2 separate regions of the Mus musculus genome follow, and region 2 is linked to region 1. The links are chromatin loops, found by intact Hi-C in ENCODE. Cell type or tissue: heart. All regions are shown on one strand. Each heading gives the region's core, and the rest is flanking DNA. Links, peaks and the distances in the headings are about the cores only.

The links. A loop is a pair of places that touch in the nucleus more often than their neighbours do. Peaks named below come from ENCODE experiments on the same cell type or tissue, not always from the same donor. Only the 100,000 strongest peaks of a DNase experiment are listed, where the experiment ranks them.
Region 2: a loop joins it to region 1, with 3 times the contacts of the local background. A loop is called at or near these places in 3 of 42 quality-filtered maps.

Annotation. Positions count from the first base shown.
Region 1 is chr2:12,051,620-12,066,676 of GRCm38, forward strand. No RefSeq gene overlaps it. Among named protein-coding and RNA genes, the nearest start is that of Gm34768, 160 kb to the left of the region's middle. RefSeq lists an enhancer at 13,566-15,057. In heart, for the core only: no CTCF peak of the experiment used is centred there; a DNase peak (open chromatin) is centred at 8,962; H3K27ac peaks cover 316 bases.
Region 2 is chr2:12,143,602-12,160,810 of GRCm38, forward strand. It overlaps Itga8 (integrin alpha 8), which reads right to left. Exons shown (of 30, transcript NM_001001309.3): 24 at 16,721-16,826; 25 at 11,771-11,929. Among named protein-coding and RNA genes, the nearest start is that of E030013I19Rik, 150 kb to the right of the region's middle. In heart, for the core only: no CTCF peak of the experiment used is centred there; no DNase peak of the experiment used is centred there.

The sequences.
Region 1 (15,057 bases), core at 4,816-12,815:
CCTTGAATTCCATTTTTATCTCTCTCTTGATTTTCCTTAAGTTCTGTGTTGTTTCCTCCAGGTTTTCCAGTAACTTGTTTTGTCCATTAGCAAAGATGACAAAGCAGACAACTCAAAGATGTTTGCTGTGAGTTTATCTCCAGCCTGGATTCTCATGAATTCTGTAACAACCATTCCAGTGTGAACACAGCGTCAGAGACAAGACTGGGCCACGTTAGCTCAATAAAGATTCCATTACTAAAAGTGACCTCGTGGGAGGAGGAGCACATAGGGGGTCCATTGACCCCAAGTTCATCTTTGGGTACTGACATGAGATTTAGCTTTAAATAGAGAAGAATTTGGAACAAGAAAGCATGTGGATAGCGGTGTTCATGGTCAAAGGGGGCTTTCTTTGGTCATTGTCTCTGCTTCAGCCTTGAAGGTAGTCCAAGCCCTGACTGTTTAAGAGGATACACCACTTCTGCTTTAGGGTGCAGCCTCATCACATGGATGATTTGCCCACAAGGCCTTGCTGTTTCCAAAATACAAGCAGACTCACTGTTTAGGACAATGACTTATCTTCATGCCTGTAGCCTTGAAAAGGAGTGAGATAGATTAGATAGGCAGACACTCCTTCAGTGGTTACCATAATTAGGCAGAGTTAGGCAGGAGTTCAACTCAAGGTAAAGGAGACGGAAAGAGATTGAAGGCAGAGATGCCTGCTCTCACCTTGCACGTCCTTACTTTCTGAGCCCAAGGGAGGAGTTAATGCTCAGTGTAAAAGCAGCTTCTAAAAGCGTGTTATGGGACCCACTCATCACTTCATCTCATGTGACATGAAGTAGAAGTGATGAAGTGGTTGGTGCAATAACTCCACTCCTATTTTGTGTGCCACTGGGCCTCTTGGGCTCATTGCATTGTTCAGGTTAGAGAATTTAGCTTTAGTGATTTCTCGGGGATGCAGGTAGCTTCATACAAGGTTCACCTACAAAGTCATCATTCCTTTCTGAAGTTGTCTCTGGAGATATCAAAGCTTTTGGGAGACATCTCTAGGGTACACAGTAAGATGTGTCTAAACCCTCAAATGTGGCGGGGTGGTGGGCTGCTCTTGTTTCTCTTCTGTCACTCAGGGATTACTCAAGTCTTCAAGGACTGACCTGCTTCATTGTGATTTTGGTCACTAGCTCTAGGACAATTAATTATGTCTTCCATTACATCTCATTGCTTGATTTCTTCCATTTTAGGACATCTGCAGTGGAGTTTAGATTTAGAAAGCATGCTTTTAGATGGAAGGGTTTGTATCTATACCAAGAAGGACAGAATTCCTTACCTCTTAGCAGGGCTATTTGTAAGCTAAGATTAAACTTGATGAACAATTGTTGAAGGCTTAGTTTCAACACACTATGTAAATCCCAGACCTTGCCTGAATGCTGCATGAACCCTGTGGATAGCCACAAGAGATTTACATTTAGGGATGGGGATATCTGTCTCTCAAAGTGGCTGCCTCTTAGTTGGAACAGGAAGCTGGGGAACCCGTGGTCTTGCAGCCTTTAAGGGTGACTGGAAAAACTCAACTGAGTTCAGCAGACTAAGGTATCATTCCATTTCTCTATGCAGATGGCTAGAAAGCAGTCCCTCCTCACTCCAGGCATCTCTATCCAGGCTGTGTCTGGTTGTATGGTTGTTTATTTTGGAAGTGTCACAATAAATAACTGGAGAGAGGATATTAGAGAAAGTCTTCTTGGGAAAGGTCACAAATTCTTTGGGGACATAAAGCCTCCTGCATGTGGTCACTAATAAGAGGAAATCGCTATAGATAATATTTGCTTTTTCTACATTCCCCAAGGACAGTAAAATAGAAACAGGAACAAGCAGTAGAAAAAAAAAATCTGTTATTTGTTTGTCTAGAAAAGCCTTCTATTTTAGTCATTTCTGCTAAAGCAGGGACTGGACTCTGAGCTGATGTGGTGCCCTGATAGTTGTTGGCCAGATCTACTGGATAGCTTGGGAATCACAGTTACAGCAGGAGGAGTGAGGTCTTCTCTTGTCCCACCAGGCCTGGGCCAGTGCTTTGTGAGATGTGGCATTGGGCCTCTGGTTCTTCCTGTTGGCTACAACCCGAGAATTCCTAGTATAGCGTTTGGAGACAGCTTTGCTGCCTTAGGCAAGGAAACAGGAGGAAGAGTTAAAAAAATCAAATGGCAGAAAACAATGGCAGGTACTGTTTGCACATATTCAGGGGCTCTCCGAATCACTCTGTGCATCTCTCTATAAGGGTTTTGGCTCAGTTACTCACGCAAACCTCCACAAGGACCATGAGTCAGTGCCAAAGCTTACATCACCAGGAAGATAAAATAAGACGTGTGCGTGTGTGTGTGTGTGTGTGTGTGTGTGTGTGTGTGTGTGTGTGTAGCTTAGGGGACAAAAGGAGGCGCCAGCCACATCTGGGGCAGTGACCCTCCCCAGGATTCTGCCCTATGTCCAGAGGTGGAAAGGACCCCCCAAGGAGTTCCTGGATCAGCAAAGGTCATCAAAGAGAGGGCCTTCTTCCAGGGAGAGTTGTTTATTTTTCTTCCTGAATTTTTTGAAATTTCCACTTAGAAATTCTGAATTTGTATTTGCAGGCCCACCTTCCTTTAGCTTGCAGCAGAGAGATCCTTCATAGTCCAGCAGGGGAACATTTGGATTTCAAACATCTTTAACAAGGATGAGGTCGGCAGAAGAGTCAGCAACCAGGCTGACTCACTGCTACTTTCAAAGGAGTTATTGAGGTGGAGAAAGACTGACAAACCTCCCGTGGAATAGGGACAGAAACCCAAGAGAGAGTTAAAAACAGCGTGAAAAGGTTCCCTAGCCATTGGGGAGGAGGGTCACATTGAAAAGAAAGGGATTAATTATACTTGAAATCTCACAGGAAACTTTTTCTTTTATAGAGGACAAAAATGAAGTATGAAGTTTATAATCTGTACTGAAGTATGTACCAGGTCAGGTGCTGAAGATGCACACATGGCTGGAGGCAGGGGAGAAACTGGGACAAATTTAACAGAAATTGAAGCAAGAAGTCCCCCAACCCATCTTCATCTCTCTCTCTCCTTCTCTTTCTGTCTCTGAATGTCTCTCCCCCTTTTTTCTGTCTTTCTCTCCCACCTCTCCCCATCTGTGTGTGTGTTTATGTCTCTGTCTGTCTGCATCTCTCTCTCTCTCTCTCTTTCTCTCTCTCTCTCTCTTTCTCTCTCTCTCTCTCTCAATATGTGTGTCTAAAAGCATCAAAGCATTGCCCTTTTGGACTAGAAAAGAAAGTACATGCCTGGTGTTCAGACCAGCTGAGGGCCTGTCACCAGGGAGTCCTCTACATCTCTCCAGCCACAGTTGTGTTTCACAGAAGGGCCACCAGGCTAGGATAGTCTGAGTCCTGGAAAAAGTAGACACTAAGATGAGTTTGACAGGTGAAGATGAGGCCGATGATATGAGCATATCCATGTAGAGGGATACCTCTGAAGAAGGATATGGTCTGGGAGCCAGGACAGGCTGAGAGCAATCATACTACTGCAGACTCTAACCCAGGGAGCACCACGGGAAGAAAGGTTGGAGGAAGCCATCATGCACTCAGGGAAGTTTCAGCAACTGAAATGTACTGGGTCACTGGGGAGACTCTGGATAAAGGAGGGGCCCATATCTCAGAGAGGCATCAGGTCTCCTCAGTGTACCCTGTATGTCTTGCTATCAGATGGGGCTGTCAGCAGTAACAGAGACAGAGACAGGCCTTAATCAGACTCCTGAGTGTGAGGAATTTTCTTTTCTTCCTGCAGTTCATATTGTTGTCATGGTTTTCATCCTGCCTCAAGGCCAGTTCATATAAGGTAGGTTTGATGTGAATGTGATTAGTGATTGGCTCCAGGACACAGCTTTCAGCCCCTCCTGGTTCCCACTTCTTGAACTGAAGTATCTGTCCCTCTAAATAGTCACGTAGCAGCCTCATGTTAACATACCTTGGTCAGTCTTCATGGGTGCCTAATGTATTTAATTTAATATTCTGTGCCTTTTCTCATTCTATGCTGTCATAGAGAGTTGCTCTACCCTGAGCCCATATAAGAGCGAGTGCTCTAAGGACTATGGGATATTGCTCCTTGGATGTGTATAATGGGCGTGGTTGGAAAACTGTCTGAAACAGAACTATCAGCAGTTCTATCTAAAAATTTTAACTTGATGTGGGTAGGATATGGTGAGGAGACAGCTCAGCGGTTAAGAGGTTAGAGCTCTCTTGCAGAGGACCTGAGTTTAAATCGCAGCATCCACATTAGGTGGCTGATAACCACCTGTAACTCCAACTCTGGGGGATCCAACACTTCTGACCTATTTCTCTCTCTCTCTCTCTCTCTCTCTCTCTCTCTCTCTCTCTCTCTCACAGACACCTTTTATTCTCTCTCCCTCCCCTTTTTTCTTTAAAAAATAATATACTTGTAATATTGTAACTGGGGATCAAAGACTGAGTTGGTTATCAAAGGAAGTGAAGCTCAAAGATAAGCAAAACTCACATGCAGATGTTTGATTATGAACTACAAATAAAAACAAATAGCCAGAGAAAACAGAGAGAGAGAGAGAGAGAGAGAGAGAGAGAGAGAGAGAGAGAGAGAGAGAGACTGGCCACATGTGTGTGTGTGTGTGTGTGTGTGGGTGTGTGTGTGTGTGTGTGTGTGTGTGTGTGTGTGTGTGTGATTATATGGTCTGTGAGAAGTCTTGGGAACAGGGACTCTTCTTTGCTTTATCTCCCTATGCTATTGCGCAGGTGCTGTGTCCCATCTGTGCATGTCCAGGACATGTAGGTCAGCTGCTGCTCTTGTTAACAAGTGGCTGGGGCAATGCAAGGCCCCCTTGAGAAATGGGAATATGAGCTTTTGAGAAATGAGAATATGAATTTTTCCCTGGTAAGGGCTCTCCAGTCTGACTCAAGCATGAGAGTGACCAATCTGGAGCCATCTCAAAGGAAAGAATAGAAGTGGTTAACATACCTCAGAGGTTTATGTGTGGCTTGCTGGTCATATTGATAGAAGTTAGAGGTGAGCAAGAGGCAACTGGGCAAAGAATAGAAAGTGAGACGATTGTGTAGATTACAAATAGTGTGATTTTTCTAAATGTTGTCCCTGTCTTTTCTCTGTGACCCTGGGGGGTAACTGATCTTTGGAACATTGGAGGTACAAACAGAGAAGCTAGTGGCTTCTACTGGCAGATTAGGAGTGGAATGTGTAAAGAGAACCGGGTCTTTGTAAACCTTGTCTAGCTACTTAAAGTCTAGATTCTCACCAACCTTTTTGGCCTTTTTCGCTTCTTTGGAAAGGTAAATAGAAATGTCACTGGGGACACGGAAGCCAAGGCATCACTTCTGTCACACCATAGCTAATTTGAAGACACAGAGAAACAAAGTATCCTTGTCAGTCTCCTTATTTGCTGGAGGGGGTTAATTAAGTGGCTGTGTAGGAGGTCTTATGCTGAATGGAGCCAGGGCCGGAGCTCAGCAGGCCTCTTTTGCTTGATCTGAAAAGTACCAGACATAAAACTGTGGTCATTGTTGGCATATTCCATGACTACATAGAGGTGTCAAAACCTTTCTGTAAGAATAACTTAAGTCACTGCAAAGAGAATCTAAAACAGAAGCAAATGATAGACTTTTGGAGAACATTTCCAATTACTGAGAGTTACAAGAAAGGAGCTGTTTATAAGATTAGATTTTTTTTTCTCCAAAATTAATCTTACAGACAATCAGGAATTCCCAGAATTTGATTATCACTAACACTTTTTTTTTTTTTAATGAAGGTGTAGCTGGGCGGTGGTGGTGCACGCCTTTAATCCCAGCACTCAGGAGGCAGAGGCAGGCGGATTTCTGAGTTCGAGGCCAGCCTGGTCTACAGAGTGAGTTCCAGGCCAGCCAGGGCTATACAGAGAAACCCTGTCTTGAAAAAACCAAAAATACAAAAACAAGAACAAAACCAAAACCAAAAGCAAGCTGGTGTGTTTCTGGGAGAAGACTGGAAAGGTACCGGGCTAAAGATAAAGCCTACTCTTTGTGGAAGAACAGTTAGAGATAGACTCTGTCCAGACCTGTCAGTGGAGAATCCTTGCTACTGGGAAACTACTTGGATTAGATGCCAGTTAGGCCGGCTATTCACGTGATACATGGGCTACTTGAATTATCCACACCTCACTGGTTTCTTTTCCAGCCATAGGAACTCTACAAAGAGGCATTCACTGTTTCATCTAAAGGGCTAAAGTCAATGATAGAGTATGGGAGTCACAGACATTCCAATGTTAAAGATTTTTTTTTTAACCTAAGTTGGGTCAAATATTTTCAGCACTCATTGCTTCAAGTATTGCTTAAGGCTAAAATTAGAATAAAGTGACTTCTGGAAAGAAAGATCTGATCTGAGAAAAACAAGATATCCTTAGCTATTTATGTCATTATGTCACTTTGCTCAATTTTTACAATTTGTGTGTGTGTGTGTGTGTGTGTGTGTGTGTTGAGACTGGCTGTTTTACTGAACCCTGGAGGTTGTTCGGTTTGGCAAGGTTGGCTGGCATCTAATGAGCTCCAGGAATCCTCCAATCTCTGTTCTCCAACTCCAGGGTGACAAGCATTTCTGCTATGGCCATCTTTTACGTGGCTAGGAACCAAAACTCAGGTTCTTATACTTGAAGGGCAGGCAATTAAGTAACCTGTTCTCCTTTCTAGACCAAACTGCCTTGTCTTGAAGTCAAGCAGGTGAAATAGAAATTAAGTTTTTAGCACAAAACACAAGAAGATGTAGCATTTGGTGTGTGTTTCAACCAGTTAAAAATTTATGTACCTATTATCTAGTTTAAAAAAAAACATGAAAAAAAATGTCAATTTTGGGGTCCTGATTATGGGTCAGTATGCTATCATTGCTTCATGCTGTGTACTTGAGACTTTTCATAAAACCTTGAAAAGAGTGACAGAGCTTATGTTTTCCATCTTGGGGACAAGTCTGACCCTAAAGGATTAGCTTGGTTAGCTTGGACAGGCTTGCCTCCCATGAAATCACAAGTGGGCCAGGAGCATCTGACAATGTTTGCTTAAAGAGAACCTGCTTCCATTCTGCGGCTACCCACTCTGTGCCATCGCCATCTCTGCTTTCAGGATATTCTTCATTCTGTCTGTTGCAATGATAACTGGAATACTTCAGGCTCTAGGGTGTTTTGGCCTTTTTCAATTCCTAAACTTAAATGGTAGTTTAGAGAAGTTAGTAGATTTTCCCAGTTTTTCTTTTATTTATTTATTTATTTATTATTATTATTATTTTTTTTATTTCAAAGTTGAAATTCTGATTGGCATTCTGAAATGACCGGTAGATTTCTCTCCAGTGTGGTCTGTCTGATAGTTATCTAGAGACTCTAAAGGGAAACAGAAGGCAGGGCCATGATGCTGACCAGACAGCCTCCCTTTCTCCTCCCCGCTCCCCCCCACCGCCCCCCACTTCATTCATGACTCTGCTCTGGTGTCTTCTAAGTGAGAGTTTTCCTTTTCGGAGGACCTTATCTGAAGTAACATCCCATCATTCTCTCCCTGTTTCCTTGATTTAGTTTTTTGTTTTTTGTTTTAATCTTCCAAAAAGCATCAATCATTGCCTGGCATTGTACATTTCTTATAGATCAATTGCCCATCTTTTCCCTTAGAATTTTCTCTCTGGCAGTGGGGGGACAGAGGGCATACTGTATACCACAGTTCTCCAATTTGATTAGGTTGGGGGAATTTTGATTTATTGCCAAGGCTGGTTTTGAACTCTTGCTCTGGGGCCACACAGTGTGGGGCAGAATGCCTATTGCTTTAATAGAACTCAAGGGATCCTCCTGTCTCAGCCTCCTGAGTAGCTGAGATTATAGGTGCATGATTCTCTAATTTTATAACAGTGTTGAAATCTCCAATGGCAGTTGTTAAAGACAGGCTGTATATAGGCCAGTTTAGCCTCAAACTTATAATCCTCCTGCCTCATCTTCCCAGGCATGTATTCTCATATTCTGCTGTAGTTGTTTCATTTTTGGTCTTGCTGTCTTCTTACAAGGCTCAGCTATTAGTTAAAATACTTCCTTCTTGTTAGTTGCATTTGAAGTAAACACCATTGTGAGAGACATTCCTTCCTCTTGGACTTGGAGACCGAGGTATCAGAATGAGCATTGGGGAGCCATTTCCTATTTCGTTTGATTTCTAGAATCTCAGAGAAATGTTAGCAAAGTGCCTAGGATTCTTTCCCTCAAGCTGTGGTTGATTGTTTCCTACTGATATAAATATAACAGTCTGTCCACCATGGAGAGAGCAGGTTATTGGACTGAGTGCCAAAGAGTAAGAACAGAACAATCTTAGGTATTATTAGTGTTGTGTTATATTTTTGTAAAGCCATAGTTTCCAAATGACACAAATGATCTCACTTCTCCTTGGAATTATTCTGTAGTGAACAGTTGGTTGTTTAAGAACATTGGGTAAGTTCAACAATTTGTGTTTCCAGATGTATAGCAAAATGTTGGTCCAGAATGAGCGTACATACTTCCCATGGCTATGAAGACTTCTGGTCTGAACACATATGTCTATGATTATTCTTGTACACATGCACACACAAGCACATGCACACAGAACAACTTACTGAATGGACAAGGTTGTGTACTGGAATCCATCCAAAAGAAGCCACACTGCCCCCATATACTGGGATGACTGGGGGAGTTGGGGTCTGGGATGTTTTCAAGGCTCTGTTTTGGTGTCAGATTGAGGGGAGATAGAGCAACCATTAATTTAACAGCACATCTGGGATCTTTAAAGCCAGGAACAGCTAGACAATTTATCAATCTTAATTTGCTCGTACTGCAGTTAGACAAAGGAGAGCTCTGGGAAGCACTGACAGGACCCAGATGTTCTTCATTCGGCTGATAGCACACACACCAGCAGCTCTGTACAGCTCCCACCCCCAACTTCCTCAGCCTGCTCATGCCTGAGCTCTTGACCTTGGGCCTGGTGTGTTAGTGCCTGCACAGGGAGGCGGCGCTGAAGCACACTTATCCAATATCCTCCAGGCAACCCTCTATGCAATGGAAAACTAGCCTCTTCTAAGCCATTGGCACTGGGGGACCAAGGTAAACTTTTCATTGACTAAACACTGGGGCACCCAGTTAAAATGTTGATCAGGAATTGGTCAGCCCACTCAGTCTTTATGATGTACTTAGGTATCCCAACTGGTCAGTTATATTTGAGGTCAGTAGAAAGGTGACTGAAGACAGAAACTAAATTTTCTGTGTCTTGTTTTCCTATAGTTTCTTACAGAACACCATGTATAATGATGCCCAGTTGATGTGATTTTTCAGGCTGTTCCTCTTATTCTTGAAATGAGGTTAACAGTGCCATAGGTTTTGTAACACAGATTCACAGACATGTAACACACATGCAAATGCACATGCAACATATAACACACATGCACGTGCAACATATAACACACATGCAAATGCACAAGCAACATATAACACACATGCACATGCAACATATAACACACATGCAAATGCATATGCACACACATACACACAAATATGTGCACTCAAATACACAAACACACACCATTCATTAAATTTTCTATTCAGGTTGCTTATGTCCTAGCGAATGAGTTAAGGGTTTGGGGCATGCAGAAGGAGGTAAGATAGACAGCGTTTTTGACTCTGCAAACTTTATCATGTGGTTGAGATGAAGAAGACAATGATATTTGCCCAGAGTCATAATTGCTGCAGAGTGTGGGAAAAAAAGAAAATCACTGGGCTCTGTTAACGAGGAGAGCTCAAGTTTGACTCTAGCCTGGGGCTCAGGGAGGAAGAAGCAACATTTGTTTTGATTTCTAATGAGAAGGGGCCCAGCTTGGGAAGGGCAACCCCCAACAGACTTTATAGAGCGTCCAAGCCAGGACAGAGAGACAGAGAGAGACATAGACAGACAGACAGAAAGACAGGCAGAGACAGAGAGAGACAGGGATAGACAGAGAGAGAAACTTTTATTGTTTTGGCGGAGACAGGAGATGTGGACAGAAGAGTAAGCTGGCTATGTGTGGGCAGGAGGTTTGCGACTTTTTCACTGCTGTTTTTAACTAAATCGTTTTACTTCAAAAGCTTCAGTAAATGTCTAAGAATTCCCAGTGAGTGGTAAAACAAAATAATCACTTATTAGGAATCTCAAAGGAAATCAATGATTTCTTCAATGGGCTTTGAGGAAATGTGTCCTCAGGCTGTCGAATGTTGAAGTAACAAGGTGACAAAGGAGGAAAGACTAGAAACTGAGGCAAAGGCCTCGAGGTTCTCTAAGTGCCTAGTGGGAAACACTATTTTGATTTGGTATCTCTAGTTCTTAAAGGCCCCATGTCCAAAGAAGTTGTTAAAACAGTGAATTTAATAATAGTGGAAGTTTACATATAATGGCGTCATTAGAGCCACCATTGGGCATAGTGACTCTCCAAGAAATTGCAATAATAAGCATTTCTTAAATAATTTGATGATGGAAGCCTTTTTTGGAAAAAAAATTGGGGCGGGGTTGGTGCATTGAGAAACTGAGGATTGACCTGTGATGATCTTGAAAATAAGGCCAACTTCAGGAGGGGCTTCATTGTGTCACTACAATGGCTGAAGCATTGTGTCAGGTTGAGTAACTTTTATCAAGGATCAGCCTTATATCTTGCACAAATATGTGTTTACCTCTGACTTCCAGTAGCATTAAGAAGATTATAGTTGCATAAACAATCTTTCTCTAGTTAAAACTATTTTTTCTAATTAAAAAATATTATTACTAGGGCTGAAGAGATGGCTCAGTGATAAAGAACACTGGGCACTCTTCTAGAGGACTGGGGTTCAGTTCCTAGCACCTACAGCATGGTGGCTCAGAACTGTTTAACTCCAGTTCCAGGGCATCCAATGCCCTCCTCTAGCCTTCTCAGGCACCAGATGCACATACACACACACACACACACACACATTGTACATGTAAAGAAAATACTCATGTATAAAAAACAATAGTAATTAAAATTATTATAAGTGTGTGCACACACATACATATGTGTATGCACCCACCCCAGTATGCATGTGAAAGTCATAGGATATATTTGTGAAACTGTTTTTCACCTTCCACACTTACATGGGTCTGGCGGACTGAGTTTAGATCATCAGGTGTAGCATCAGGTGCAGCAAGTACCCATTCCACGTTTCTAATTTTCACTTTAGATTCAAATTATCCATTAGAGTCTTTAAAATGAAATAGGCCCACACAATGCTTGAGTTTTCATGCAACTGCTTCCAACAGTGCATGCAAGTGGTATCTATAAAAGTGCCAGGCAATTCGTCTTGTCCATTTGACCCCTTTTATCTTGCTGAGTTTATCAGTCTATCTTGGAAACACACTTTCACCAAGCTGACCTGACTATATATACTTGGAAAACATTCCTCTGGAAATGACTCTCACAGTGTTCTGTGCGGTATAAAAAGGAAGTGGTAATAAGACCCTCTTGCTTCATCACCATGTTTTCCCTAAGGTAGTTTCCTGTGCTGTTATTGGCTAGCTACGGATAAAGAGAATCTCCTGTGGGCATCCAAAAACATTGTCCCAATTCTCTGAGGTTCTTTTGGGGCACAAAACACACGATGTTTCTATTCTTAAAGCTGAAAAGACCAAATTCTAAGAGGAAGAGAGGGGAGAGACACATATTTTCCTTATTGCCGTTGTTTAAATGTCCACCACACCCAAGGACATTGGGCAGTACAGAGTGTGAAAGTGTGTGTGGCCTTTGCTGCTGGAGACTGACAAAGGAAGTGTCTGTGATTTATAAGCCATAAGACAGAAACGGGCAAATTTCAGATAACAGCAATGTGTGAGAGTTTCCAATGAAGACTTCATGGCTTCTCACATTGGATAGGCACTTGGAGAGTGAACTTTATCCTGAAGACATTTGCTATGAAGTTTCATGGAGGAGGGAAAATAAAATCAAATATAGGGGCCAAGAGAATGTTCCCTAGGAAGTAGGCACCAGGCAATTTTGGTAAATATTACCATGCTCTTACCTCATGCCACCAATTGGAAGTCAGGAGGCATGTTCACACCTCTGTTTCTATCACTCTGTGTGACAGGCCACTCAAGCCTATGATTTTTAATTCTCAAGTATCTTTTAATCTCACCTCTGACTGATTCCCATGCCATCTTCCCCAGCTTGTCCTGCGGTCATCTGTGACTTGTTTTCTTCTTTTCTGCCTGAGCAGTCTCTGATGTACTCTCCACACTATGCCAAGGAAAACTTCCCAGATAGCAAATAACAATATAGAGAGCATCTATGGTTGGCCAGTGGCCACTGGGATAAAACACATATGCCTCACCATGGCCTGGTTCCAGTTTCAATATTTTTCTGATAAGTTGTGTGAGCAGCTGTGTTGGTTCATGTGATCAAACCCAAGAAGTGGGCATTGGTGGTTGCCATGGCTAATGCCTGCCACTATTACCTCTCTAGGTCTCCTCTTGTCCTCCTCTCTTTAGATGTTTGCTCCAGCCCTTGTTAGCAATTTGATACTGTTCTTTCTTGGCTTTATACCTACTTGGGCATTCTTTTCTGTTCCTCCTTTTACCTGTATATCCAGACACACTTACAGCATCCTTTCCTCTTGGAAAGTTCACCTGAATCCCCTGTTCTGTTTGGCACCCAGGGCTCATTGAGTGTCTCTGCTCCTATCTCACTTGGAGCAGAGCCAATGATGTTGCCTGCTTTGTTTTTGTTTTTTTCTGCTCCGTATCTGCCTTTTTCCCTAGTACAAATTCCCAGAAGCAGAATCACTGCTTAAATGGAATATGCATATATGCATTTTACACTCAGAAGCTTACTATTATCTTCCCTTCAAGAGATGGGGTAGCAAGTTCCATTCCCACAAAAAAAAAAAAAAAAAAAAGAAAAGGACAAAGAGCCTTATTTTCCTCCACCTTGTAATGTGTGGGCAGTATCACTCTTTTTGGTTGCCAATCAGATAGGTGAATATGATATATTATTGATTTTTAGTTTGAGTTTCTTTGATTTTTTTTTAACAGTTTACTATTTCTCCCTTTCCTCTTGTGAATTGACTCTTTATCTTTTGCTCATTTTCTAGTGGGGGCTTCTGTTTTCTCTCTTTCTTTCTTTCTTTCTTTCTTTCTTTCTTTCTTTCTTTCATCCTTCCTTCCTCTCTCTCTCTCTCTCTCTCTCTCTTTCTTTCTTTCCAAGATACTCTTCTCTACTGGCCCTCAGAAAGGCCTATTGCAAATTCTTTCTCCTGTGGTGTTCACTGCTTTTCACTGGTCCATCTTTCCATTTCTGTGACTTCTACACTATTTTAGTTAACACAGAAAGACAGGGCATTTTGTTGCATTGAACCTTATGCCCTGTAATTTTTCTATACCTATGCCCTTGTCATATGGAGTGAGGAGAGGATTCACAACTCTCTGAGGTCTCATGAGATGCTCAGGGACCAATCAGGAGGTGTTTGTGACTTGAGTAGACTGGAGTATCCCCTATGTTGAGATGTTCTGAAAAACATAAACAAAACCAATCCCTCAATATGGGGATTGGCATAAAATCTGATAATACTTCAGAGCTCCTGGTTCTTGGTGCTGGCCTGTACCTTTGAGAGTATCTACGTGTACTTGGATTAGTTTGGAATTATAAAGGGTCTAGAGATTATCCATGAATTTCTAAAGACTGGCCAAGGATAGAGATGAAGGCAAAGCAGAAAATGAATGATAAAAAGACAAGAAAATCTTATCTTTGTTGTCACATGATTGGCGTCATGGCCCCTGGAGAGGGAAAGTTTTCACATTTATAGAACTTTGATACCTAAGCTGTTTCAGTCTTTCAAATGAGAATGTGCGGAATGAGAGATTGCAAACAGAAATGCAAGTGAGGAGAACACTGTGTGAGCTATTCATGTTCAGAGTGAGCTGCTGTTTATTCGGACTATAACATTCTTCTAATAGTTTTTGGGGCAGGAGGAGAAGGATTTTACCCCAGGACCTTATATGGGTTCCATTCCTCTTCTTTCTGGAAGAGAGGCCACTTGAGTTCACCCTGGCCTCATTCAGCCATTCACGTTTCTACCCACCGAGGCTGTCTAGTTATCTTAACTCAAGCCAGCTTCTTGAAATACCATCTGCTGGGCCAGATGAGGGAAAAGCAGCAAATGAGGTTTGGATTAAGGAAGCCCTGCTCCACAACTGATCTGTGTGGCGAGGGTGGTGTATGGTTTCACAGGTCAAATTCCAGCCAGGGAAGACATGGGCTAAATCTTCCGAGGCCTGCATGTTCTCAGTGATCAATAGATTTCCTTTGAGTAGGTTATTCCCTTGGGGCACAGCCATCTTTCTGTTATTGAACATTTTTGTGGTAACCAAATTTAACCTATAAATAGAATTCACATGACCGTGTTCTTTTGGGAACTAGGAACAAATCAACCCTAAACTGGCCTTCATAGGTGATGTCTCATATTCTCCTTCATGGGCAAGGACACATTTTTGAGTATGTGTGGGGGGTGGGCAATCAGAAACTATGCACTACATGGAATTTCCCTAAAATGCTGTGACAGTGTCAGGATGTCTCCAGGCAGCTGATTTCTGCTCTGAGTTTACAAAAATGAATCCCAGATTTTTCTCGTAGAGATGTAAACAGAATTACTTGCATGTAGAGGCACAGCCAGGGCAAGTCACAATGAGTACTTCATTAGCTCCCAATTGTGTTGTGTTATTTTCTGGGCTTGCATTCTTGAATTCAATCAGTCCTCAGGGAAGGGAAAACATGATTCTCACAGGTTAACTCTTCTTGTGTGGGAGCACAGCCTGCTTAACCGTGGCTAGTCTGAAACAGGCGAGGCTTTCCATAACAGAATGTGGTTGAACCTGCAAGGATTGGATCAGCCATCACTTCTTTTTATTTTAATTTGCTATTTTGACTGGAAGATTGTTCTTATTATGTATCCCAGACAAGGAGGACACTCTCTTAATGGTGAACTACTTTGACATGTTAGCAAAAGTGCTGAGCCCAGGGACAC
Region 2 (17,209 bases), core at 4,430-12,429, 92 kb after region 1:
GGAGGTTGTTCATAGATGCACAGAAACAGAGGATCTGATAAAAAAGTATTTACAGCCCAAGATTTTTTTTAAAAAAACAATTGAGCTCAACAGACAATTGAGAATCATGCAAATCCCTAATTCCTCACTTGTTTCCTATTGCACTTGCTGTATGTGTCTGCTGTCATGGCTCTCAGATATATTAGGTGTAACTTCTCTTTCTTTCCTTTTTCTTTCTTTGAGACAGGGGCTCATTATGTAGCTCAGGCAAACTTTAAACTTGCAATCTCTTACCCCAACCTCTAGAAGCTAGCTAAAGTACAGTGGAAGTATTGGAAAACCTGGGTCATAATTATCTGTGTGCACGTATGCATTCACATGAGCAGGCATGTCCATATGTGTGTGCAAGTGAGCACACACACACACACACACACACACACACACACAGAGATGCCACAGTACATTTTTGGCTATTGTTTCTCAGATAGCATCCACTATGGAGTTTTCTGGTTGTTTGTTTGTTTGTTTGTTTTTAGGCCTAGTTTCTCACTGGCCCAGAACTTTTCCAGCAGGCTAGGCAGGCCGGCCAGCAAGCTCCAGAGATCTGCCTGTCTTTACCTCTTTAGTGCCAGAGATGTCAATAATGTTATCATATCTGGCTGTTTTCTTTCATAGGTTCTTGGGATTAAGCTCACAGCCTTGTATTTTCATGTAGCCATTATACTGACTGTGCCATTTTCCTAGTCTCTAGTTGTGATTAATTCCCAAAATTTCACCTATGATTGTTATCAGTATTAATAAAACAATGGCCCCAAACCAAGAACTCTTTGTGTGGTTTCATCTGATGTGACTTATGTGGGAATAAACAAAAAAAAATCGTATGTACTCGAGTACATTATAATTTGGCAATACTGATTCATGGTCTCTGGATGAAGCACAGGTCTTCCTGTGAGCTATAAAACAAGGATCCTGCAAGACAGGGGTTGGTGGAACCTGTTCCCTTCATTTCATAACCCTGTTTTGCAGATAGAAAAATATGCCACTGTTGAACAGCGTAGACAGAATGTCTTCAAGTAGCTTACAAAGCCAGTTTTCTGAAATAGCATTCCAGAAATTATTTCACAAAATAAAACCTAAGAGGGGAGATGTCTAAGAAGTGCAAGCAACAACTACAATTCATTTTCTAGATGGATATTAGGGTCTCTTTCTGAGCTGGCCATGGCCTCGCAGACCATGCTTCTCCTTGGCCTGAGATGGTTAGTGGTAAGGGAGGCTGGTCTCTGAGCATCAGGCTGAGGCAGATCCACAGTCGAGAGAGTAAATTGGTTCAATGCCGTGAGAATCTCCGAGTAAACCCCACAGTGACTGCCTGAGAAAATGCAAACAGCTTTCTGCAACAAGGAAAGAATTATTAGTAAATATCCCCTTTCTCCAGCTGCTCCTCAGACTTTGACCCCAACAAGACCTTTGTATTCTCACAATATACCCCAAACTCCTCAATCTGGTTTAGGCTTAAGGAACAATATGTGGTTAGAATGTGCAGTGCAGTTGGAAAAATGGAATTTGAAGAAGGAGGTTGGCATGAAGTGAGATTGATTGCCCTGCGAACCCAGACTTAAGCACTATACCCCATTGTTCTCTTGTTTGTAATGTGTCTTTGGACTTCAGGTATTCCTAGCATGCACAAACGAACAGACTATACTCATGGATTATAATTAAATCTGCAAAACAGCCTAGAGGGCCAGTGTACCCTGCAATTAAGTTGTACATGTTAAGAATTTGTGGGCAGAGGGACATCCCATCTTTTTCTTCCTGAAAGAGTTATTCACAGGCTACCTAGAAGAATCATCATACTCCATTGATGGAGTTGATGTTTCCTGAGTCTTTGCATGTATTTTTTTCCATTGTATAATTTCTATGGAATGTACACACATATGTGTTCACATATATGTTATATGTGCATCATGCATGTGGGTGCTCACATGTACCTGTGTGTGCACATGGGTGGCAGACAATGGACAACCTCAGGTGTCATTCTTCAGGTGCCTACCATGTTTTGGTTGAGAGAGGTCACTCATTGGCCTGGAACTTTGCCAGTAGCCTAGGCCAGCTGGCCAGGAAGCTCCAGGGTTCTGACTATGTCTTCCTCTCAGCTGACCAGCAAGTGCACCCAGATCCATCTCACATGGCCCTGTACTCAGGTGCTTGTCCTTTCTGCCATTAATATGTTGGTAATCAAGCTTTTTTTGAAATGTGTGTCTACAGCCAGGATTGGTGGTCTATGCCTATAATATACCAGCATTTTTCAGAATGAAGAAGGAGGAGTTTAAGGTTGAAATAAGCCTGGGCTATATAACGAAACTCTATGTCAATGCACATGCATAGACACACATGCACAAGTACACATAAACACACACATGCATCATGCATCCACATGGATATGCAGTCACAGGCTCACATGCATAAGCAATGCTGAAGACATTCTCATCGAGCAAAGGTGAAAGCATTGTCTAAAGAATCAGCTCTGTTTGATGGTTAAGAATTGGATCCTCAGGCACTGTTATGAGCTGGAGGGAGCAATTCCTGAAGGCTGCTAGCATTACACTAGGAGGGAAGACATGAGTTCAGTAGGAAGCACGGAAGGAAACTTCAGCATCTTAACTGCATGAGAAAACCAGGCCCAGGTCATCACTCAAACTGAAGCCCTGACTGCCTTCAAAGGAGGAGGCAGGGCTTATAGCTCACACCTGACCATGACTGGGGTAAGTCACAGCCATCCGAAAGTGCTTCTGCCTTGAAATAAACCATAGCTGCAAATATCCAAGCCTTTTAAAATGGTTCCAAAAGGCAAGAAAAGAAATTATTAGGTAATGACAAAGGTCAGGCTAAAAGCTGTTTTTTTTTTTTTTGTTGTTGTTGTTGTTTTTTTTTTCCCTCTATGTCTCTATGTCTTCATTTCATGGTTAGGAGGAGGATGGTGGCAGAGAGACTGAGGTTTTTTGTTGTTGTTGTTGTTGTTTTGAGCTAACAAATGTCTCCCATTTTGAGTTGATGGGAACCAGTATACAGAGGCAGTTAACAGAAAAGAAACTCTTAAGGATAAGACAAACTATGCAAATTTGCCAAACCACTGTCTGCAGGCCACTTGAGTCTAGAAAACTATTTGCAGGGCTATAATCCTTGGCAGATGCATGGGTTCTGGGTGCCTGCCATCACTGTTTGTATGATCTGTATGATCTGGTTGCAATTTGGACTTCCTGTGGGATCAGTCTTGCTGAAGCAAGGGGAGACTCAGAGGCGACCTCCTTCCATACCTCCAAGGGGAGTGCTTAGGATGCAGGCTTCCTGGTCTAGTCTCTGCAAGCCCGTTTATACCCAAGGGTTCTCCTTTTAATGCAATTACTCCTGGGAGGTAATCTTGAGTTCTAATGCAGGCTGCTCTCTGCATCTTTGCCTGTCTCCCCAAGTACAGGGTCTTGTTCTTCAGCCGTATTCCTGACTCTGGTTAGCTCATACTTTGACTGTTTATTATAAAATCTTGCCCATCAAAAAAAAACTTAAAATGCTTTATTCTTCATGAAACTTGTGGTTCCTTGTTCGGGTTTCCTTTTCAACCTCATCTTATCTAGAGATCGTAGTATGTTTGGAAGGCTATCCAACCCCCAGAATAAAGTCCACCAAAATAACAAAATTGGTAGTTTGAAAAAAATTTTTTTACCATCTTTAGTATAGTTGAGAAGCACTTTTCTCAACTCTAAAAATCTTATTCCAAGAAGGAGCTGGAACAAATTTGATTTAATGGATCAGCCTTAATGCCGCAGACAGTTGAATGCTTCAGTGTTTTAGTTGGTGGCATGGAGAAAACTGCCACATTAAAATCTTTTCTTTCTGACCTAGACCATGATTCGTGTAGGCAGAACCTTCATGGGTGTCTGCTTCTTCTCATGAGGTTATAGAAAGCTGGTAACCAACCTCAGGAGGTAGAAAGAACCACTGTATAGCAGAACCCCAACCTTCCGATTGGGCTGCCAATGTTGATCCCACGTCTATTGCTCTGTGTTGACCTAGGCAGGGCATTGGCTTTCCTTGACTGAGAAAAATAGGGGCTGTGTAACTGTTTCTTCTCTTTACATTTATACTTCTCCTCAGACCCTGAGCATTGACAGACCAAGCTGAATAACCTAGCTTGTGATTAATGTAGGTATCTAAATTAAAATTAAAAACGGCACTATTGTCTAGCAGTGTCTCTGTGTGGTCACCCCTGCTTTACCTTGGACGCTGATGTTCTATATTTGGGAAACAAGTAAGGTGAAGTGGGTGAGATTGTTTGTTGATTGTTGCCTAAAGTGACCACGGGTTAGAATTATTATGCTAGTGCTTTAAAAGGCACTCAGCATCCCTCCTTAAAACTTGGGAGACATTGGAATAACTCGATAGAATAGCCAGCTTCTATTGTGAGAACTGAGCCCTGCTGAGGTCAGACTCACTGGACCCTGATGTGCATGTGAGAAGACATTGAGGCTTATGTTGAACTTGGAACTCTACTTTGTTTGCACACAGGTCAAATTTCAGAGGGTTTGGGGAGATATTTGGCATTAAGGAAGCATTTCTCTTTAAAAATCATGATTTAAATGGTAACTCAGTACTCAAGCCAGTAAACACACACACACACACACACACACACACACACACACACACACACACACACCCCTAGTGGGAAAAACCCTATTTAAGCTTCAATGTGGTTTTAATGCTATAAAGCTGTGTATTTATAATAAAAAATAATAATATCCAGGACAATGGCCATATAAGTGATTATAAAAAGTAGAAAAATTATTTGTTTGCTCAGTGATGTTGAATATTTAGGTAGGGACAGGTTTTTATAGAGGGAATCTGGAAAGTCAACATTTGCTAAGGTCCAGGAGAGTCCCTCGATCATTTCAAAGGATCTCTCTCTCTCTCTCTCTCTCTCTCTCTCTCTGGTGTCTCTGGTTTCCTGTAGTGGGTGGCCTAGAAAACGCTTCTCAGGAAATCGGAATGCTTTCTTTTCCATTAGTGTGTGATAGAAATGGGCACAGTGGTGTACCCCATAATCCATGAAGCCAGGAGCCTGAGGTTGGGGAATGGAGAGTTAGAGGCCAACTTGGCCTGCATAGTGAGAACGTGTATCAAACAGAACTGAACTATTAAAAATGAGGACGTTGTGAGCTTTGCAGGCAAATGAATGGAACTAGAAAATATCCTCCTGAGTGAGGTAACTCAGACCCAAAAGGACTTGCATGGTATCTATTTGCTGATAAGTAGATATTAGCCAAAAGGTACAGAATACCTAGGATACAACCCACAGACGGTAAGAAGTTTAACAAGAAGGAAGACCCAAGTGAGGATGCCTCAATCCCCATGGGGGACCCTCTAGAAAGTCCCAGAGACTTGGGATGTGAGAGACTCCCAGGACTCAATGGGGATGACTTTAGCTGAAATGCCTAACAGTGGGGAGAGGGAATGTGAAGAGACCATCTCTAGTAGATAAACAAGGGTCCCAAGTGGAGGGATGGGTTAACCAACTCAGAATTGTTCCTTTCTAAAAGGATTGCAGGGACAAAAATGGAGAAGAGGCTAAAAGAAAGGCTGTCCAGTGACTGGCCCAACTTGGGATCCATCTCATGGGGGGTGGCAGGGGCGGGGGGAGGGCGTCAACAAAGCCTGATGCTATTACTGATGCTGTGATATGCTTATAAACAGGAGCCTTTTGTCCTCCTGGGGCTCTACCAGTTGTCCTCTGAGAGGCTCTCCCAGCAGCTGACTGAGACAGATGAAGATACTTACAGCTAACCATTGGACTGAAGTCAGGGACCCCTATGGAGAAATTAGGGCAAGGATTGAAGGAGCTGAAGGAGATTGTAATCTGATAGGAAGACCAATATTTACAACTACTCCAGACCCTTGGGTGCTCCCAGAGACTGAACCACTGAAGCACATACATGGTCTGGTCCATGGCTCTGGGGCACATATGTAGCTGAGGGCTACTTTGTCTGACCTCAGTAGGAGTGGATGTTCCTAATCCTGTAGAGACTTGAGGCCCCATGGAAGGGGGAGAGGGGGATGGGATGGGAACCTGTGGGAGGAGGGACCAGAAGCAAGGGCCACTGTCTGGAATGTAAATAAATAAAACAATTAATTTTAAAAACCAGAGCAGAACAAAAGAACAAAAGAAAATCATAAAAGGGAGAAGAAGAGCTGGTTACAGGGTTCTGCTGAGACATCTTTTCAGTCATAAATGAGCACAGCCAAGAATTCACAGGAGAGAGAACAAGTTGACTAGAATATCTAGGCACAGCCATTGATGTCTAAGAGGAAATCCCAGGAATGGTGGCAGAAGATGGACAGCTAATGGCCAGATGTTTCAAGACGCACCCACTAAGGCACAGCAGAGCAGGCCATAGTTAATGCAGAGACTCAGAGCTGGTCAAAGTGTTGACAAGGAGAGAATGACTATTGAGTGCTCAGCCCTAAGTGGGAGAACCTATGTAGCCCTAAACTATATCATTAACTGAACCACTTCCAGCACCTCCAGGTCCTAAAGCTCAGAGACCATTGCAGAAGAGGGGGTTAGAGTTGCGGGACAAGGAGGGGTGTTGTGAAATGTTATCCTCTTGATAGGACAAGGCAGTTGCTCTCATGGACTCAAGGTAGCCCACACAAAAATGACACAGGCTCAAGCCACTTAAAACTCCACCGTGGACAGAGGAGGTGGTCACAAGGCTCCATCCCAAGATGATGAAAAATTGGCAGTTGATGACTTTTGGGTAGGGTATCATCTTTTCTTTGGAAGCGTGGCCACTGGTAGATGGCGCATACCCTGGTATATGACCCTGTGCACATGCGCAAAAAGGGCAGCCCCAATTAGACTCAGCAGGGTTCCTTTTTTAAAGGGTGTGTAAAGCTCATGTGACAGAGGAGAAGTTTCTTCTGGCCTTCGATGGTAATAACACAGAGACCACACAGCTGGAGGATGTGCAGAGGGAGACATTTTGGAGCACTCCATACCAAATGGGCTATCTTTATCCAATCTCTTCCCTCGAGGCTGTAGAAGAGCTGGCAGAAGATTATAAAAGGAAGAGAGAGGTGGTAGATGGCTCCAAGGAAATGGAATCTTCTAGACACAACATATAAACTCACAGAGACTGATAGCATGTACAAGACATGCACAGGTTTAAGCCAGAAAGAAATAATCTCAGTACATTGGAGGGAAATGGACACAAAATCCCATCCCTTACTAAGAAACTGTCTTGCAACTAATACCTGCTAAGAGAATGAGTCTGTTAGAGAAAACTGATTTTTCTCTAATGAACATGTGATATATTATCCACATTCCAGAGCAGGCTCCATACTCAGGAGTAGTTGGCCAACATAAAATAGACTCCATGTTTGTGTGTGTCTATGCTGTTTGTTTTATTTTGACTTTTTTGGTCTTTTTTGTTTGTTTTGATTTTATATTTTGAGGGAGAGAAATAACATGAAGTTGGGTGAGCAGGGAAGTTAGGAGGGTCTAGGAGAAGTTAGGAGAGGAAAAAGAATGGGATCAAAATATACTGTAAGATAAATGTAAATATATATTCTCTTAAAACAGCAAAAAGCATATAAACTAAAAAATAAAAGTAGAGATGGGGAGAGAGAGACAGACAGACAGATAGACAGAGAGAAGAGTGTGATGCAGGAGGGAGATGTGTTTTGATATTTCCAGGTGAAATTGGGACCAGGGAAGTTAGAAGTAGACATGATCAGAGTACATTGTATACATGTACGACATTGTCAAAGAACAATAAAATATATTTTTTAAAACTGTAATGTTACTAAAAGAAGAAAAGGAAAATTTGCACATAGGTAGCCTGACCTTTTACAGTTGTTAGGACAGAGTCCTTGACAATGGGTAGCATACACCGGAAAGCTCAAGGGTCTAGAGGCTGAGGAGTCCGACATGGTATGTGCCCAGGAGCAGAGGGGTGCTACTCACCTGCTTTCTTGGCTCCTGGTTAGGAAAGGGGCACATGGAAAGGGAGGAAACAAAAGCAAAGCAAAGCTGGGGAGGCCATCTCAGTGGCTTAACCCCCTGCACCCACAGTTACCGACTGCCCTGAGAATTTGCCCTTGTGAGAATGGCATTAACCCATCCAGAGTGCAGAAGCCCCAGCCTCAAGCACCTCGTAAAGGTCCTACCACCCCTCAACACTTACACTGGTGACCCATTTCACACATTCCAACCAGAGTGCAGAGAGTAAGGCTCTGTGCCTCACCCTGCCTGCTAAGTAAACTTCGACTGCATGTGGGGACTTTATTCTCGACTCTAAAACATTTATCTTTCCTTCCATCTCTGAGGATCTGAGTTCTAATCCCCAGTGCCCACATACATCAAACACCAGGCCCATGTCTGCCATACCAGTGGCCCTGGAGAGGCAGAAAAAGAGGATTTCCTGGAATTCACTGGCTATCCAGGCTAACTGGATTGGTCTGCTCTAAGGTTCATGAAAATCTCCAACCTCAGGCAACAACAAGCCTGTACACACACACACACACACACACTCCAGAGCATACATGCACCCAAGAACACATACAAGCATATACACACATACAGACACACTCATTCATGTGGACACATTCATAAGCACATATACACAAGCATATACACGTATTCACACACACACACACAAAGGCACATATAGACACACACAGCGTACACACACAGTGTACACACACACCCTATATACATATACCATACACCTTTATACACAGAGACACACACAGACATGCACACAGCGTACAAATACACCCTATATACACATACCATACACATTTGCATACACACACACTATACACACAAGCACACACACTTAGACTCACACACACAAGCATAGACACACAGAAGCATACACACACACATACATGCACACCTTAAACAATATATAAGTTATCAATTAGCCTTGATATTACCATTTAGAAAAATTCAAACCTATGTGTTTGAAAACATTTTACAATTCACTTTACACTAGTTTTTTTTACTCATACTCAAAACAGAACAAGTTGTTTATCTTTGTATTGTCTAGGAAGGAATAAACTTGCTGAGTAACTTACTAGCTATGTCACTAATCAATTTAATATCTTAAGAAAAAATAATATTCAAGCAATCTCAATTATAAATGCCACTGACATAAAAATAAAGATTAACATTTTAATATCTATTTTTTAAATCTTTTGAACCTCTTGCAATCTTTTTTAAAGTTTGAGTGCTCTGCTGCATGTACAACTGCAGGCCAGACAAGGGCATCAGGGCATCAGATTCCTTTACAGATGGTTGTGAGCCACCATGTGGGTGCTGGGAATTGAACTCTGGACCTCTGGAAAAGCAGCCAGTGCTTTTAACCGGTGGGCCATCTCTCCCGCCCTTAATAGCTATTTATTAATAAGAGGTTTTTGAAATTTCCCTGGGCAACCTAGTAAATGTTGTTAAAGTGTATTAAGGAGGCTGGAAAATGGCTCAGGGGTTAGAGCATGGCTGCTCTTCCAGATAAGTTGGGTTCTATTCTCAGTAACCATCCAGTGGCTCATAACCATCTCCAACTCCAGTTCCCATGGCCTAATATCATTTTCTGGCATCCAGCATACTTGTGGTATATGCACATCTATGCAGACAAAACACTCATACATATAGAGTACAGTAAATTTCAATGAAATATGTTAAGAACCTGGAAGTAAAGACATTCAGCTTTCCCATATTTAAAGAATTCATACATTATTCTAATTAAGCTATTTTAGGGAGCTATTACTTCATATTGTCATTAAATCTTATATTCAGTTTTCACAGATTGAAAGTTGTTTTTTCTTTTATAAAGAAAAAAGCATAGTCAAGTTGCATTAAAAGAATTTCCTAGCCTTGGGCAGATTTTTTTTTTTTTTATGTAAGACTATGAACACTCCCAAAGAATAAGGAAGAAACAAGGAAGCCAGGTGCTTAGTGCACACTACCACTCAGTTTGCAGGGATCTGTCAATGTTTAATGCAAGTTATCTGTTAGCACTGTCCCTGTCACTGAAAATGATTGTTAAATTGCCACAGAGGGGGAAAGCCCTGTACAGCCAGCATAGTGCACATTAAACAAGTTACATAATATATACAAACATATATAAACAATGTCAGACATAAGGCAAACATTACACTCTAAGAGAGTTAGGGGTCTTTTACTAGAGCATGTGATTCAAGACTCTGTGTGTGAGAGAGATACGTTAAGGGTGCTGCTGTGAAGATCTGGTTACTTACAGTATATGCTAACATTCAAAGACATTATTCTTCAATAAGCTGTTGTCCCTGAAGTCAAAAATCATCTCGATTAAGGGTAAGGAAGGAAGAAATGAGAAGAACTATTTCAGGAAGTATTTGAAATCATTTCATGACACACAATGGCTTTATTTATTACTTCTGCATAAAGAGAGACGCTTACTACCTCTTGTGTCCTTTACTGCTGAGCCTCCTGTTAGGAGAGTCCTCTTGCCTCTACATACAGAGCATTTGGGGTTGAAAAAGGAAGCCATTCATGATGGCAGTGACCCTGGGCCTATGCCTGGGTCCTAGATGGCTCAGTTTGGGGTTCAGGACATCTGTCCTTACACCAGAGACACTGACTGGGCCCTTGTAGCTACTAGGAGAATGTTCTCCAGCAAAGTTGTCTTCTGAGGACATAACTGATCCACAAAGTTCCATTTCTGTTTTCATGCAAATGTGACATTTTCAAGGGGTGATGTTACTTCCTTTCTTAGGAGCCTAAGCTCAGTTTGGTCCTTACCCTGGATGGGATCTGGCTTTGGGACACTTGGTGATGAACAAGTGACCAGCAGACAAGCTGCTTGGACAGAAGGGAGAAGCTCAGACCTGCTCTCAATTGACTCCCAGGCATCTTCCAATGAAGCCCCAGGTTCCGCCCTGACCCTGCATGGTTACAGACCCTATGTCAGGGCCTCTTACACTTTCCCTAGTTCCCGAGGCTCTTCTATGACCCTGCCTTCTAATACCTCTCCACAAACCCCTTTTCTGACCCTGCTTCTAATAGGCTTCTCAGGTCCCGCTCTGGCTCTGTGTTATAGTAGGCCCATGGCCTCGCTCTGACCCTGCTGTGCCATTGGCTCCATAGGTCACTCCGTGACCACACTTGTTACTAGACCCCAGAAGCACTTAAAGTCTGTACTGCACTGCTTTGAGCGTCTCTTCAAGCTTTCACTACCACGCATTCCAGTCTGGGAGTTCTCAGGGCATTGAGAGAGCCTTTGGCAAATCCCATTTTACCACGTGCTATTGACAACAGCTGTGAGAACTCATTTTGGCAAAGATCCTCATGTCTTTGGGCAATATACCAAAAAAGACTTTTAAAAATAGCATTTTATACTAACTCTCCCAAATGTGGCATACCTAGTTATGATTTTGGCTTTGTTGGGGCTATTGATCAAATAACCTATAGAACTTGGGGAACGCCAGGGCCAAGAAGTAGGAGTGGGTGGGTGGGGTAGTGGGTGGGGGAGGGTGTGGGGGATTTTTGGGATAGCATTGGAAATGTAAATGAAATAAATACCTAACTAAAATAAAAGAAGTTGCCTATCGCGGCTCAATAACTGCCAGGTTGCTATGGATAGAAAACACTTGCTCAGGCCAAGACTACACTTGCTTAGACCCTTTAAAAAGAGAAATGGTCTGCTCAGGGATGACCTAAGCAATTTAGGTCAAGCCACTGTTTAGACTGTAGTCCTACCTTTATATCCTGTGGGTTGATCTCAGGATTTGTTTGACATTGTAGAGGTCCCAGAGTTTGAAGATGAAAAATATAGAGGAGAAACTCATCCCGTGCAGAGAACGGCCAGCCCACGTCAAGAATGCTGTCACTGATGGTGCTGGGTCCAATATTGTGCAGCTGCAAGAATGTGGCACATTAGGGAATGACATGTCTATCATGTGTCTGTTTTAAAAAGCACATCTTATCAGCTTTAACTATGGTAGTAGGGAATAGAACACAGAATCTAGCCAGGCCTGGGGCGCTCTGAAATCATGGTATGTACACATTCAGGGCAGACTCAGGCTGGGAAGCTCTCAGCATGGGTTATTCAAAGACTATGCCAGTGGAGCAATTCATATTGGGATGCTTGGGACCAGAAGTCCTTTAAACTTCAGAATACTGCACGTACAGAATGCAAAACCTTAGGTATGAGAATCTCCTATAATCACAAATCTGATGTTTCCTTCACACTTTATTATGCATAGCTTGAAGGCAACCTTTTAAATATCTGTCTACGTATGTATGTATGTATGTATGTATGTATGTATGTATCTATCTATCTATCTATCTATCTATCTATCGTATGTGTGTGCATGTACATGTGCAGATGTCTGTTCAGATATGTGCCTATAGAGGCCAGATGTTGACATCAACTGTCTTCCTCGACTTCTCTGCACCTTATACATTGAGATAATATCTTCCTTGAACCCAGAGCTCCCTGATATGGGACTCACGTAGCTAGTCAGCTTTCTCCAGGGATCTCTCATCTCTGCTCTCTAAACACTGGATGACATGCAGGTTGCCACCCTACATGGCAAGGGCTTTAAGCCACCTGTGCAGCTTCTTATGTTTTTTTTTTTTTTTAACTTGCTGGCGTTTTGCCTACAGTCTGACCCATGAGGTCAGGTTGGTATTTTCTGCTTGCAGTAAGCATCATGCGAATGCTCAAAACAACTCGACTCTGGAGTACATGTTGTTGTTTGTAGATTGGAGAAGATCAGTCTGTACTTACTATGTACAAGCATAGCTATGCTTACCTCGGACTGAAATAAATTCAATGGTAGCACTAGAAATGCTATTTTAATTATATGCTTCCAAAATGTAGCGATCCTTTCTTTACATTGGAATTTGCCTCCCGCCTGACTACTGGCTTGTCAATTGCAACCATCTGCAAGGCACTCTCTTTCACCCTCTGGGAAAATGGCCATCCATCAAGTGCCAAAGACAGTCTGTGTGCCCTAAAGTTCTCTGCAAGTGCATGTTTCAAAGCTGGGATTCCTGGAGCAAGCTGACTAGTTACATTAACAAATCCCAGGGAAAGGAAGCCCATACCTCATGAAGATGAACATTTTAAACATGTGAGTTCCACTCAGAGGACACAGACCACATCCCCCAAACACTGAGCACAGTGGAAGGTAGTGGGTGAGTTTACAGATTCTTTTTAAGAGTAGTAGAGATCTTTGTCCCTTCTCAGTTCTGAAATCATCATAAAGCAACAAATTTTCTGTTTTTGCTACTCGATGGCCTATTTAATTCACATCATTAAGAGTACAGCGTCCACTGACAGCGTATCTTAAGACTTGAGATTAGCAATTAGTATGTAAGAGATATTTGGTGTTTTAGTTTTTTGTTTTGTTTTGTTTTTTGACATCCTGGTGACTACTTTAAATTTTTATAATGTGTATGCTAATCCTAGAATGCACATAAATGATTGAATCTGAACTTTTTCTCTAAGCTCTGAAGTTTTACCATTGTTAAGAAGAATTTGGCTCACACGGTTCAGTTAATGATTTGACAGCTTACTGTTTTCCCTGTGAGGTTCTTGCCCTGAGTTTTCCTGGGATTGTGATGTCCTTTTGTTGTTACAACAGCTTAAGCTCAGGCCAGGGCTTCTGAACAGAGAGTGGAAGGGAATCTTTGAGCCAACACTAGTCAGGAGTTATCACTTCTTCCCTATAGATGAATAGCTCAAGTTTGAGAATGTATTGCTCTTCATGGCCCTTTGTGTTGGCTAGGGTTAAGTGTAAACTTGACAGAAGCTAGATTCACCTGAGACATGGGTCTCTGGTCTGGTGGGGGATTATCTTAGTCTTGTAGTAATACGGAAGGCTCCTTTTTAATTGTAGGTGGTACTGGTCACCCTGGACTGTCAAAAATGAAGAAGGTGGGCTGACCACGTATGCGTACATGCATTTCTGTCTGATCCCTGAGTACAGATGCAATGTGACCAGCTAGCCTTCTGTTCCTTCCATGCTCTCCTCCCTGCCTGCTGCAATGTCTTTCCTGCTATGATGAACTATATTCCTGTGGAACTATAAGCTAACATAAAGCATCTCTTGAGTCACTGATGTTAGTGTATTTTATTACAGCCAAAAAAGTGTAATTACATAAGATGAAAGCCACATTCAGAAATAAAAGGACATGGTAGGACTCATGGCTCCAGCTGCATATGCAGCAGAGGATGGCCTAGTCAGTCATCAATGGGAGGAGAGGCACTATGTCCTATGAAGGCTCTATGCCTCAGTGTGGGGGAATGCCAGGGCCAGGTAGCAGGAGTGGGTGGTTGGTGAGCAGGGGGGAGAGGGGAGGGGATAGGAGATTTTCAGAGGGGAAACCAGGAAAGGGGATAACATTTGGAATGTAAATAAAGAAAATATCCAATAAAAAAAAGAAGCAAGGAGAGTTTTATATTTTGACTAAAGTTCTTAGCAATTTAAAAAGTAACATCTAATAAAAATATTTTTCCATTATAAAAAAACAAAACAAACAAACAAAACCCCCAAAAAGAAATAGAATGACTTTGAATGGCATTCTGCTATTTCCATAGCTCAGTGCCTTGCTCAGACATGTTCAGAGAAACTTTTCCTGCACTAAATGGGAACAAATACAGAGACCACAGGCAGATAATATGCAGAGTGAGACACCTTGGAACACTCAGTCCTAAACGAAATGTTTCTCTCCATCAATTCCCTCTCCCCCAACGCTCAGGGAACTCTAAAAAGGAGGAGGCAGAGTTAAAAGAGCCAGGGGAATGGAGGGCACCAAGGAAACAAGAGCTTCCAGACACAGCAGGGTCGGCACACACATGGGCTCACAGAGACTGTGGCAGCATTCAGCCTTGCCAGGTGGGATCCCAGTGCTGAGAGAGGAAGCGGACACAAGCCCCCACCTCTAACCCAGAAGCTATCTCCAATAGAGAACCACTTGCAAATAAAAGCACAGTTTTCTCCAACAGAGTCTCATTGGGTATAGCAACCACTCTTAAGGTCAGATCCCATGCCCAGCAGTAGGTGGGTAACACAGTGGAACTTTAAGGTTTGTCTTACAATACTTTGTCAGGGCTTCTGTTTGTTTCCCTTAAAGGCCCTTTGTGTATATACTATGGTTTCTGGGTTTGTGTTTTTATGGGTTTTCTGCATGTGCAAATGTATCCATGTCTCTGAGGCTATCTGTGTTTTCTTGAGCTTTGTCCTTGGCTCTTTTGCTTCTGTTTACTTGTTTGGTTTCTTAACCTAATTTAATATTTTTAAATGCCTGCTGGTATCTTAATGAGAGAGAGAAATAAAGGGTGTGGATACTGGTGAGTGGGGAAGTGGAGAGGAACTGGGAGGAGTTGGGGGAATCATAATCAAAATTATATATATATATATATACATATATATACATATATATAAAATCTATTTTCAGTAAGAAGAGAAAGAAAGAGAGAGAGAGAGAGAGAGAGAGAGAGAGAGAGAGAGAGAGAGAGAGAGAGAGAGAAAGAAAGAGAAAGAGTAATACCATGAGGTCCATACCATGAGGTAATAGACAATGAATGGAAAAGGATCTCAATCAAACAGTCTCTTAGAACTTTATATCTATCTATCTATCTATCTATCTATCTATCTATCTATCTACCTATCTATCTATAAATCTATATCTATCTATACTATATATTTTATTTTATGCTGGGTTTTCTGAAAATGAATTGCTACAGGGCTGGTGGCATTGACTTTAAAGAAAAACCTAAATAAACACTAAATTGAGCCTTGACTATTTGTTCATTTTTTTCATTAAAAGCTTAAGTATTTTAGGTAATGTCAATAAATCATTCCACTATTTCCAGTTTAACACTTTGTGTGGGAAGAGAACCTCCAGCTCTTTCTGTGGTTTGCTGTTTGCCTCTGAAGAGAGTTTACCAATCCACAGAGCATTTCAGATCTTGGGATAAATTATTCATTTCCTATTTCACTTACACAAGTAAAAAGTATAATTATGCTGTCATGTTCTTCCTCATAAATTATTTCTATATTTTGGTACAGTAATAAATAATTCATTCATAAAGTATTCGAATAGTACCTTATATATACTATTTTAGTTTATAAATACATAAGTATCTAAAAATGTGAGCCGAAAAGAAAAGAAATACAACCAAAGGAGCTAGTTTTTATTTTAATGTATAGGTTGCCCAAATATTATGTGGAAAACAGACAAACTATTTTTAAAATATCACTTAATAAGAGAAGACTGTCACTCTTACCCCTGAGGACTGAGTGTCCATGATTATGGTTATAAATAACCATTGGCAGCCATTGAAAAATGGTACCATAATAGCACAAATTACAAAGGTTGGACCTAAGGTTCTATGAATTTCTTATTAGTAAAAGGTATATGAATAAAACCTCAAAAATTAATATAAGGTATAGTACCTTGAGCTGAAAAGATGGATCATCAGTTAAGAGCATTGGTCACTCTTCCAGAGGCTCTGAGTTCAGTTCCCAGAGCCCATGAGGCAGTTTACAACCATCTGTAACTCCAGTTCCAGAGAATCAGATTTCCCTCTCTAGCTTTGACAGGCACTAGGTACACATAAGGTGCACAGAACTATGTTCAGGAAAAACTCTCAAACACATAAATTAATCATATAACAATTTAAAAAGAAGTGGATACCTCATAAATATGCTCAACCAAAGGACCGACTTCCTCCTCTTTGTGTGGCTTCTTTTCTGGTTCCCAGTTGTGGATGGGCAGAACAATCTGCGGAGGGTGGGACACTCTGTAATATGAAATATTAGGTTAATTACTGATGAGGGCCCACTAAGGATGTCTGTTGCTATTAATATATGCAACTGGTTTCATATATTACACTGATTTCAAAGGAAGCAAGTTGAAGTTATCTAAAGATATATATAACACATGGTACGACACTGTCAGTAAGGCTGGGTGAAATGATGGAGTGAAGAGTGGAGACGCAGAAGCTCTGCAGTTTTAGTTACTGGTCTATTCTACAGCCACTGTTTTACAGTCTTGCACATCTTGGACACTAGGGGGCAGAGTAGAGAGCATTCTTGAATGGGCATAAACAGTTGAATGCACATACACCTATGTGCATTCATAAAGCCTGCTACTTATTCTTTTTGTAAATATGTGTATGTACCT